Linked DNA regions of Homo sapiens: region 1 is linked to region 2. The links are chromatin contacts, found by Hi-C or POLR2A ChIA-PET in ENCODE. All regions are on one chromosome and are shown on one strand. Each heading gives the region's core, a stretch centred on a gene start or an enhancer-like site at or near the end of the contact. The rest is flanking DNA. Distances are from core to core; before and after follow the strand shown. Region 1 has its middle 120 kb from the start of LINC00702. Region 2 overlaps LINC02669 (long intergenic non-protein coding RNA 2669).

Region 1 (3,993 bases), core at 783-3,282, 650 kb before region 2:
GTCGCTTCTCAGCGTCTCTCACCATCTAGACAGCACAAGTCATAGGGGCATGGAGCCCCCGATCGCAGGTCTGCAACTGAATTTTGCCCGTAGATCATTTAGTGGGAGAGTCAAAGTGCCAAAATAAACATTGTGTTACACGCAGATTCCACAATATTTATTTTTTGACTCATAATCCATTTCTTTCCTTATCGAATGATCATTATCTCATTGTAATTAACAGTTGCCAATGCTCCCACTTGTACTTTTTTTTTTCCTTGTGAAGAAAACCATCCCATAAATAGCAAGTGCAAAGTGGTAGTGCCACAGTGGAGTTACTGTTTTTTCCCCCTTCTTGTACATGAAGAAAATTTTACATCTGTAGTTGATGCCTTTACTGGCTTCTCAATTAGTGGAAACAAATTTGTCATTGCAGACAGTAGCTCCAGTGACTTGTGGCTAATGGATTCACCCTTTGAGCAGAACTTTATGATCCAAAACAGCCTATCCCACACTTGTGTTTTTCAAGCTATTGATAGGTGCACCTTGAGTGAAGGGGATGGAGGTGGGAGAGGGAGAGATGTCAGAATCAAAAAACATTGTGAAATCTTGAGATTTTGTTTGTTTTTTTTTTAAGTTAAAAAGATTTCTCAACACTTTACACTGATGTGTTTTGTGAAATGTTCAGAGGTGGATATTGCTTTCCGTATAGATTGTTCAACAAAATTTGAGGCCATTATTTTGGACTAAACTCCTGCGATCGCAACAGACCAGACAAATCATAGTGGGGTCACCCAGGCTTACCAAACCCAAACCCAAACTGAGCAGTTCTCTGCCCTCTGAGGAACCAGGAGAGAGATAGCCTAACTTCCTGAACAGGACAGGTTTAGTCTTCAATGGGCAGGATAATGAAGTTCCCTGTGTTTAAATCCTTAATCTGAAGTCACATCATGTGAACTCATCAGTTTTTCTATTGTTTCTTCTTTCTGGCCCCAGTTGTTACAGGAAAGCGATTCTGATCCAGACCCCAAGAGAGGGTTCTTGGATTTCGCGTAAGGAAGAATTCAGGGTGAGTCTGCAGTGCAAAGTAAAAGCAAGTTTATTAAGAAAGTAAAGTGGTGAAAATACGGCTACTCCACAGACAGAGTAGGACAGACCCGAAAGTAAGAGGAGGAATGTGTCCACCCTAGGTACAATACTTGTATATGTAGGATAAAAAAGATCATGAAGAGATAAGCTCTGCTACAAGGGTTTGTGATAAAGGATTAATTTTCTCAATTACTATATTTTGCAAGAATCGATATTATTATCTTTAAAGCAAAATTAGGAATGCCTTTGTTCTCCAGATATCGGGATATCTAGACACTCCCGAGTCTGGGTCTGCTTAATAAACATCTAGAAGCTAAGGATGCCTGACTTTCTGGAAATGCAGCTCAGCAAGTCCCAGCCTCGTTTTCCTAGTCCTCACTCAAGATGGAGTCGCTGTGGTTCAAATGCCTCTGACACAGTGGCTTACAAGGAAAGTAACTTGGAAGCACCCAATACACTTTTTATTCTTTGTTTCTCTTTCTTCAGCCCTTTTTCTATCTGTAAAGCCAATCTCCTGTGTTCAGTTCATTGGAACACATATTCCATTTTAGAGAATATAGTGCTGCCTGATTCTAGGATGTCAATAAAGCCAATTGGCATCTTGGAACGGAATTTGTTGTCATTTTGTCTTTTGCAAGATGAAGGTTTCTTGAGCAAAACCATCATGGTGGAGGGGCTTCCGCACAGTGCCTGTTGATGAAATCAAGAGCATGAGGGACTCCTTCAGGAAAATCCTTCAGAGATCTAATTAGAAAGAAACCTGTCCCAAAGCTTGGCACATTAGTGATGCAGGCTACATATTTATTTCCTATAAATTCTGAATTGTAAACTTGGTAACAAATAGTAACTGGACTTCAGAGTCTGGTGACCTTTAGAGGCTGTTGACTGCAAGTATTCATGGATTAACTGTGCTGAGGCTGGAGGGTACAGTGACCCAAGGTTAACTACATGAGCCAGGGCTTTCGCAGCTTCCTCATTTTGTTGACTCTGTACCAGGAAACCAAAGCTCCTTCCTCTGAAATGAATGGTTCTTATTTGCATAATGGCCTCCTTTTGTTCACTTTGCAGAGGCAGTTGATTACATTAGAATACTTCAAACACAGCATTGATCTATCAGGCTAATAATTTTCTGATAAGGCCCATGAATTTTCCCTCTGACCTTTTTTGCTAATGACCACGGTCTGTGAATTGTGGAATGAAGCGTATGGGTTGTTTGTGTCTGCAGATTCTAGAAGACAAAACATTACAACCTATATAATAAACCACAATTTTAAAAGCTGGTTCTTTGTTTGAGTTGGAGCAGGTTAGTCTGCATTCGGTAAAATCTAGCTTGCCCACAAATTCCGAAAAGCAGGTGGCTAAGTAAAATGTATAGGTTTATTCCTCTCACGCATGAGTCAAATCCAGAAGAGAGTGGTCCCAGCACTGTGTTTGAATCTCTGCACCCTGCAATCCCAGTTCCTTTTAGTGGTCACTTTGAAATGGCCTTTGCAAAATTATGACTGAGACAGTGAAAGAGATCTAACCTAACTGACTCCATCTTGCTTTTAACCTCTAAGCTGTCCGTGTTCCTTCCTGGGTGTAGGCTGAAGTAACTTTGGGAGGAACTTGGTTTATAGTGGTTTTTTTGTTGTTTGTTGGTTGGTTGGTTGGTTTTTCCAGACAGAGTCTTGCTCTGTTGCCCAGGCTGGAGTGCAGTGGCTCCATCTTGGCTCATTGCAACCTCCACTTCCCGGGTTCAAGCGATTCTCCTGCCTCAGCCTCCTGAGTAGCCAGGACCCACCACCTGGCCCCAGTTAATTTTTGTATTTTTAGTAGAGATGGGGTTTTACCATGTTGACCAGGCTAGTCTTGAACTCCTGACCTCAAGTGATCTGCCCACCTCAGCCTCCCAAAATGCTGGGATTACAGGTGTGAGCCACCATGCCTGGCCAGTTTATAGTTTATAGTTCAAAACAAAAACTATTAACAGCCCTTTCCCAAAACAAACCACCTTCTTGCCTGGGGACTAGACTGCCTTTGTAGAACTAAGAAATTACACACGAGATTGGAAATCATGATTTAGGAGTCAGGCAGCTGGAGGCTACAAGATTCTAACCCTCTCTACGCTGCTCCTAAGATCAGCGCTTGAGATATTTTGCAGCCCCTGCACTTGATGGATCAGCTGCCACCGCCAGCTCAATAAACTGGCTCATCTGATCTTGTGGCCCCCACCTGGGAACTGACTCAGCACAAGAAGACAGCTCCGACTCCCTATGATTCCCTCTCAGACCAATCAGTACTCCAGGATCCCTGGCTTCCCCTTACCCACTAAGTTGTCCTTAAAAATTCTGATCCCTGAATTCTCAGGAAGACTGATTGGAGTGATAATAAAAATCCTGCCTCCAGCACAGCTGGCTCTGCATAAATTACTCTTTCTCTATTGCAACTCCCCTGTCTTGAGAAATTGGCTCTGTCTAGGCAGCAGGCGAGGTAAACCCACTGGTTGGTTACAACTTGATTAGGTCAGATCCACCCAGGTTAATCTCCCTTTTTAAAAATAAAATGTTACCTCTAATCAAAACTAATCACAGGAGTGATAGCCGATCCTCTTCACAGCCCTAGATGATACAGGACTTGTACAGCAGGGAGAGGAATTTTGGGAGGCACCTTAGAATTCTGCTTGTCACAGCAGGCCAACAAATATGGTCTTTATTCCAGGTGGTATGTGCCATGCAAAATGTATGAAGAACCAACAACTCTGAGAGAGATGTAATCATAGTAGGTTTATTCCCCAATACATGCACCAAGTCCACACAGCAAGATAGGGGCTTGCACCAGAGTAAGAGATTTAATTGTACAGTCACTGAATGAGGAGACAGGAGGAAACCTCTAATCCATCTCCACAAAGAATTTAGGGTTAGGATTTTTCAGGGTTTTGGAATG
Region 2 (4,007 bases), core at 1,319-3,818:
TGTCACTTTCCCAGAGTCACATGGCCAATGAGGGCAGAGCTGCCCTTGACCTTAGGTCTGAGACGCCTCAAAGCCTCACTCTTTCAATCATAAGACTTGGTCAATTATAGCAAGTTCTAGAAGACTTCAAAGAACAACATCAAACACAAAGGATACATACAGGCAAGTGCATGTGCCTGTCTCTGTGGCCCATTCTTTCTAACGATTTACCCACAGGCCTTTCTGAAAAGCCTCAGCGCAGAGCTGAGCCCCAACAGGCTGGAGGCAGCGGTCATCTCCTGCCTTCTGGGATGTGGCTTGATCCTAAGTGTCCTGTTAAAGTGATCAAGAACCTCCCCAACAAGACGCTCTGGGTTCTGCTCAGGGTGACTTTATCTCTTGTTCTACAAGCAACCTTTGGGTGCTGAACTCAATCCTGTTTTACTTGTCTCTCAAATCTAGTTCTTCACATGGAGGCCTGTGATGGACTCGTTCAAGATCTTGCCCCCATGGCCTCGGGACTGCACTAATTCCTCAACTCCCCCTCCAGCCCCTCTCAGTCAGACAATAGCCTCATCCACAACACCACAAATGTGAGTGTGATGCCCCCTCAGCTGGTCTTTTGATGGCATTTCATTAGACTCCCCATAAAGCCCCAAGTACTCAACAGCTCACATCCATCCCCACAATGACATAAATCTTCACCTTCCCTCCAGGGTCTTAGTTCTATAGGTTCTCATTCCTCTTCACTCTGGGGAACTGGCTCAGCTTTAGCTTTGACTAGATATCATCACTCTTTCTTATCTCTGGACCTTCACACTTTCGGGGGGATACTAGGTCTTTGGGCCCAAAACTTTATTGACTCAAGTAATTCCTAAAAGCCCATTTCTCAGAAGAGCCTTCTTGGATGTGCGAAAAAGACACAGTGCCTTCCACACACACACACTCCTGTGATCCCCAGCTTGCTCTCCTGCGGGGGAACTTGTCACCACAGGCTGTGGATGCTCTGTGATGGATTCCGCATACACACTCTCGTTTCTGTGTTCACTTGTCCACAAGAGCTGTACATCAGCATGGCCTTGCCTGAGATTTTAATGCTTAGAGCATGCATTCATCTCCTTGCTTCTCACCAAGATTCCCTTTCTTGGTGCAAAGCTGGATTATCAGGCGGAGGCCTAGCAGGCAGCAGAATTGCACTCTTACCTTTCAGAGGAGAGACACTGATGGAAAGACTATTTACAGATTTTGGGGCAGAGCTAAGGGTCTCTGAAGGGGTGCTGGGGCCGCTTGAGCCCAGCAATAGCAGGAAGGCTGGAGAGAGCAAGGAAGGAAATGGAGCTGCCAGCACTCAGTGGGACATGGAGCTACGGAGAAGCAGCCGACCAGCGGTGGCCACTAACACCCTGGATGGACACAGGGGCTGCCCGTGCGCTAATGCTCCAAGAGCAAAGAGAAAATACCACATCCTCCCTCTTCTCCGTCCTCCTGTCTCCAGCCAGTGACTTTCATTGGCCAACCCCACAGGAAGGCAGCCAGCCAGGGAGCTGGTTAGTACCATCCTTTAGGGTCAGCCTCCCAGGACAAGATCAGGACATCAGTCATGGAGAATGGGTGAGAGGCAGGGGATGGAGTGGGAAAAACCCAAAACCTGTTGATTCTCAGTATAATCAGCTGGCAGAAGGTTGGGCCATTGGGAAAGGAATCATCAGATGTTGAGTTTGCTCAGATGTAACCTTGACTTAGGAAAAGTTCCTTTTGGAATATCAGCTCCAGGGAGACTGGTTGCTGTCATGTTACTCAAGGATGAACCCCCATCAGTTCCAGCAATGCCTGGCACAGCTTACGGGCTTCATTAGTGAATTAATTAATTAAACATTTAACATGTCTTTGAGTAAAAAAAAAAGTGTTGGGTGTTTTGTGAGGGCTTCTGATAGAACAGTAGTTTGTCCATGTTTTCCCACTTTCATGGGGGCGGAAGTCACCCTGGATGAGTGGGATTTATAAAGGCCATGCCTCCAAATGCATGAGAAACATGAGGCTGCAAGGCTGCCTCTGAGACTGGGAGTGAAACCCTCCTCTCTGGGTCTGTATCTTCTCTCACTTCTACATCCTCTTTCCCAGAAGTATAAATTATGATGCTCATTGAACCCTCCCAGCCTCCTCCAAATTTAGAATTTTAGAATCATTTTATTTTAAGAAATGTCTTTTAAGGTGAGCAAATTCACATCATCAATACATGTTGGCTTTAACCTTCAGATCCGGTCACAGCATTTCTGATTAAACTTCTTACCTCCCTGCTACACCAAGCCTTTGAAATATTATTTTACAAAATAGTTGCTGTTGGACATAAATAGAATTTCTCTCCTGCTCTATTCTGTGTGGCTTACTCGTATATCTTCTGTGTCCATTTCCACCATTTCCTCATTCTACCTGATGAAATCTATGCTATGGGAAGACAGGCATTTTTGACTCCTTTGTTTAACAACGTATCTCAAAGAACTAGAACAGCAGCTGACTCATATAAGTGAGCAACAAAAATGTGTTACACAAGTGAAAGGTTTCAGTGTTTACGCCACTTGAGACATTGCCCTAGATGCAGTGGGTGTTACTGTGAGAAATCATAGCCTCAACCTTTGAAATACTTGTAGTCTAGCATAGCACAGAAGAGCAGGGACTTTATTCTGAATTATCCTCTAGCTCTCACAAGAAAAAAAGAGGTGAGGAGAAACATCAGAAGAGGAGAGAAAATAAATTACAATGAGTTACCTTATTTTCCTGTAGGTATTGGGCATTTGCACTCTCTTCCTGTGAAATATATATGTATAATTGTTACTTTGTAATATTTTCACATTCATTTATAAAAGTAAAGATGTCCATTATATTTATATATCACTCTGTTACATATATTGTGAGGATGTTTTTTCTGATTCATCATGGATCACATACTTTGTTTTCCATATCAATTGCCGTAAATGTTTATTAACGAACTCGTAAATAATCATATCTGTCAACATGGTTTTAGAATGAGAGAAAATATAAACAGAGAAATGTGCCCCTGGTGGGGAAAAAAGAAAAGGAGAAAGAAAAGAAGGCTCTGTAGGTTTATGTGCGATGCTTCCAAAACCCCACAAATGGAGCTGCTCACCAGCCGTCCTGCAGTGCCTGTCCTGGGGCCCTGTGGTCACCAGAGGGTCCATGTGGGGTAAATCCTACTGTGAAACTGGGCTCACTCTCTCTGCGGCTCCCATCTGCCCTATTCTACCCATGTCTCTGCTTCTGCTATTGCTGTTTTCTATGCCTGAATCCTCTTCTTCTCTCCCATCTCCTGTTTGCCTGGCAAACTCCTACTCATTCCTCAATGCCCACTCACCCACCCTTTTTGCTGTGAGAGCTTCCCGGCTCACTGATCTTTTAAGATCTTGCTACTACTATGGTTGATAAGAACAACAGCTTACACTTCCCGAGGATTTGTAACGTGCCAGTACCTGGAATGAATCAATGTCTTTATGCATTTCTCTACACTAAGTCCTCAGAGTACAGAAACCACAGCACAGAGAAGTGAAGTGCCCAATTCAGCCCAAGTACACTTTGTCATTTCTCCCATGTATCTCTTTACCCATTAACTTTTGAGGGAAAGAACCGCGTTGCTCATTTCCTCGTATCTTCAGATCCCTGTACAAGCTGAACGCTTACCGGATGTGTAATAAGTATTCATTGAAGAGTTGGGTAATTACTCTCTTGAAATCCTGGGTATCTCATCCCAACTACTCCCCCATCTGCGAGGTACCTGTTAAATTATTTTATGCCAAGGTGAAAAAAGTAAAGGTTTTGGCGTTTGAAAAGAGGGTTGAATACAAAATGTAATGCTTAGCCTAAGATAAGTGGTAGAATTTTAGGTCAGCGTCACCCTGGAGGATGCTTTCTGGAATCCTTCAATTTACACAGCTGAGTGGATTCCTTAAAAGTGCTGTGGTTCGGAGGCTTAAGAGTGGAGCAGGGCCCTCCTGCTGGCGGGAGCTGCTTCCTTC

What was found. A loop is a pair of places that touch in the nucleus more often than their neighbours do. ChIA-PET counts read pairs that join two places held with the same protein, here RNA polymerase II (POLR2A). Pooled maps may share reads with other maps.
Region 1: a map of B cell shows a loop between it and region 2 (4-fold over the local background). The contact joins two enhancer-like sites. A Hi-C loop is called at or near these places in 3 of 168 maps with a recorded cell type or tissue (B cell, CD14-positive monocyte and endothelial cell of umbilical vein), 16 of 37 single-sample maps with no recorded cell type and 14 of 50 pooled maps. POLR2A ChIA-PET finds 5 or more read pairs at or near these places in 3 of 52 experiments (AG04450, activated CD4-positive, alpha-beta T cell and activated T-cell).

What each region holds. Positions count from the first base shown.
Region 1 is chr10:4,126,215-4,130,207 of GRCh38, reverse strand. No RefSeq gene overlaps it. Among named protein-coding and RNA genes, the nearest start is that of LINC00702, 120 kb to the left of the region's middle. RefSeq lists a silencer at 1,845-2,045 and an enhancer at 1,784-2,423. Within about 2 kb of position 2,032, at least 7 of the 41 ENCODE cell types and tissues checked have a DNase peak (open chromatin) inside an H3K27ac peak, as active enhancers do.
Region 2 is chr10:3,476,417-3,480,423 of GRCh38, reverse strand. All of the region lies in intron 3 of LINC02669 (long intergenic non-protein coding RNA 2669), which reads left to right. The region is part of intron 1 of LOC105376360 (a long non-coding RNA gene); the gene reads right to left. All of the region lies in intron 1 of LOC124902538 (a long non-coding RNA gene), which reads right to left. Among named protein-coding and RNA genes, the nearest start is that of LINC02669, 24 kb to the left of the region's middle. Within about 2 kb of position 2,568, at least 4 of the 41 ENCODE cell types and tissues checked have a DNase peak (open chromatin) inside an H3K27ac peak, as active enhancers do.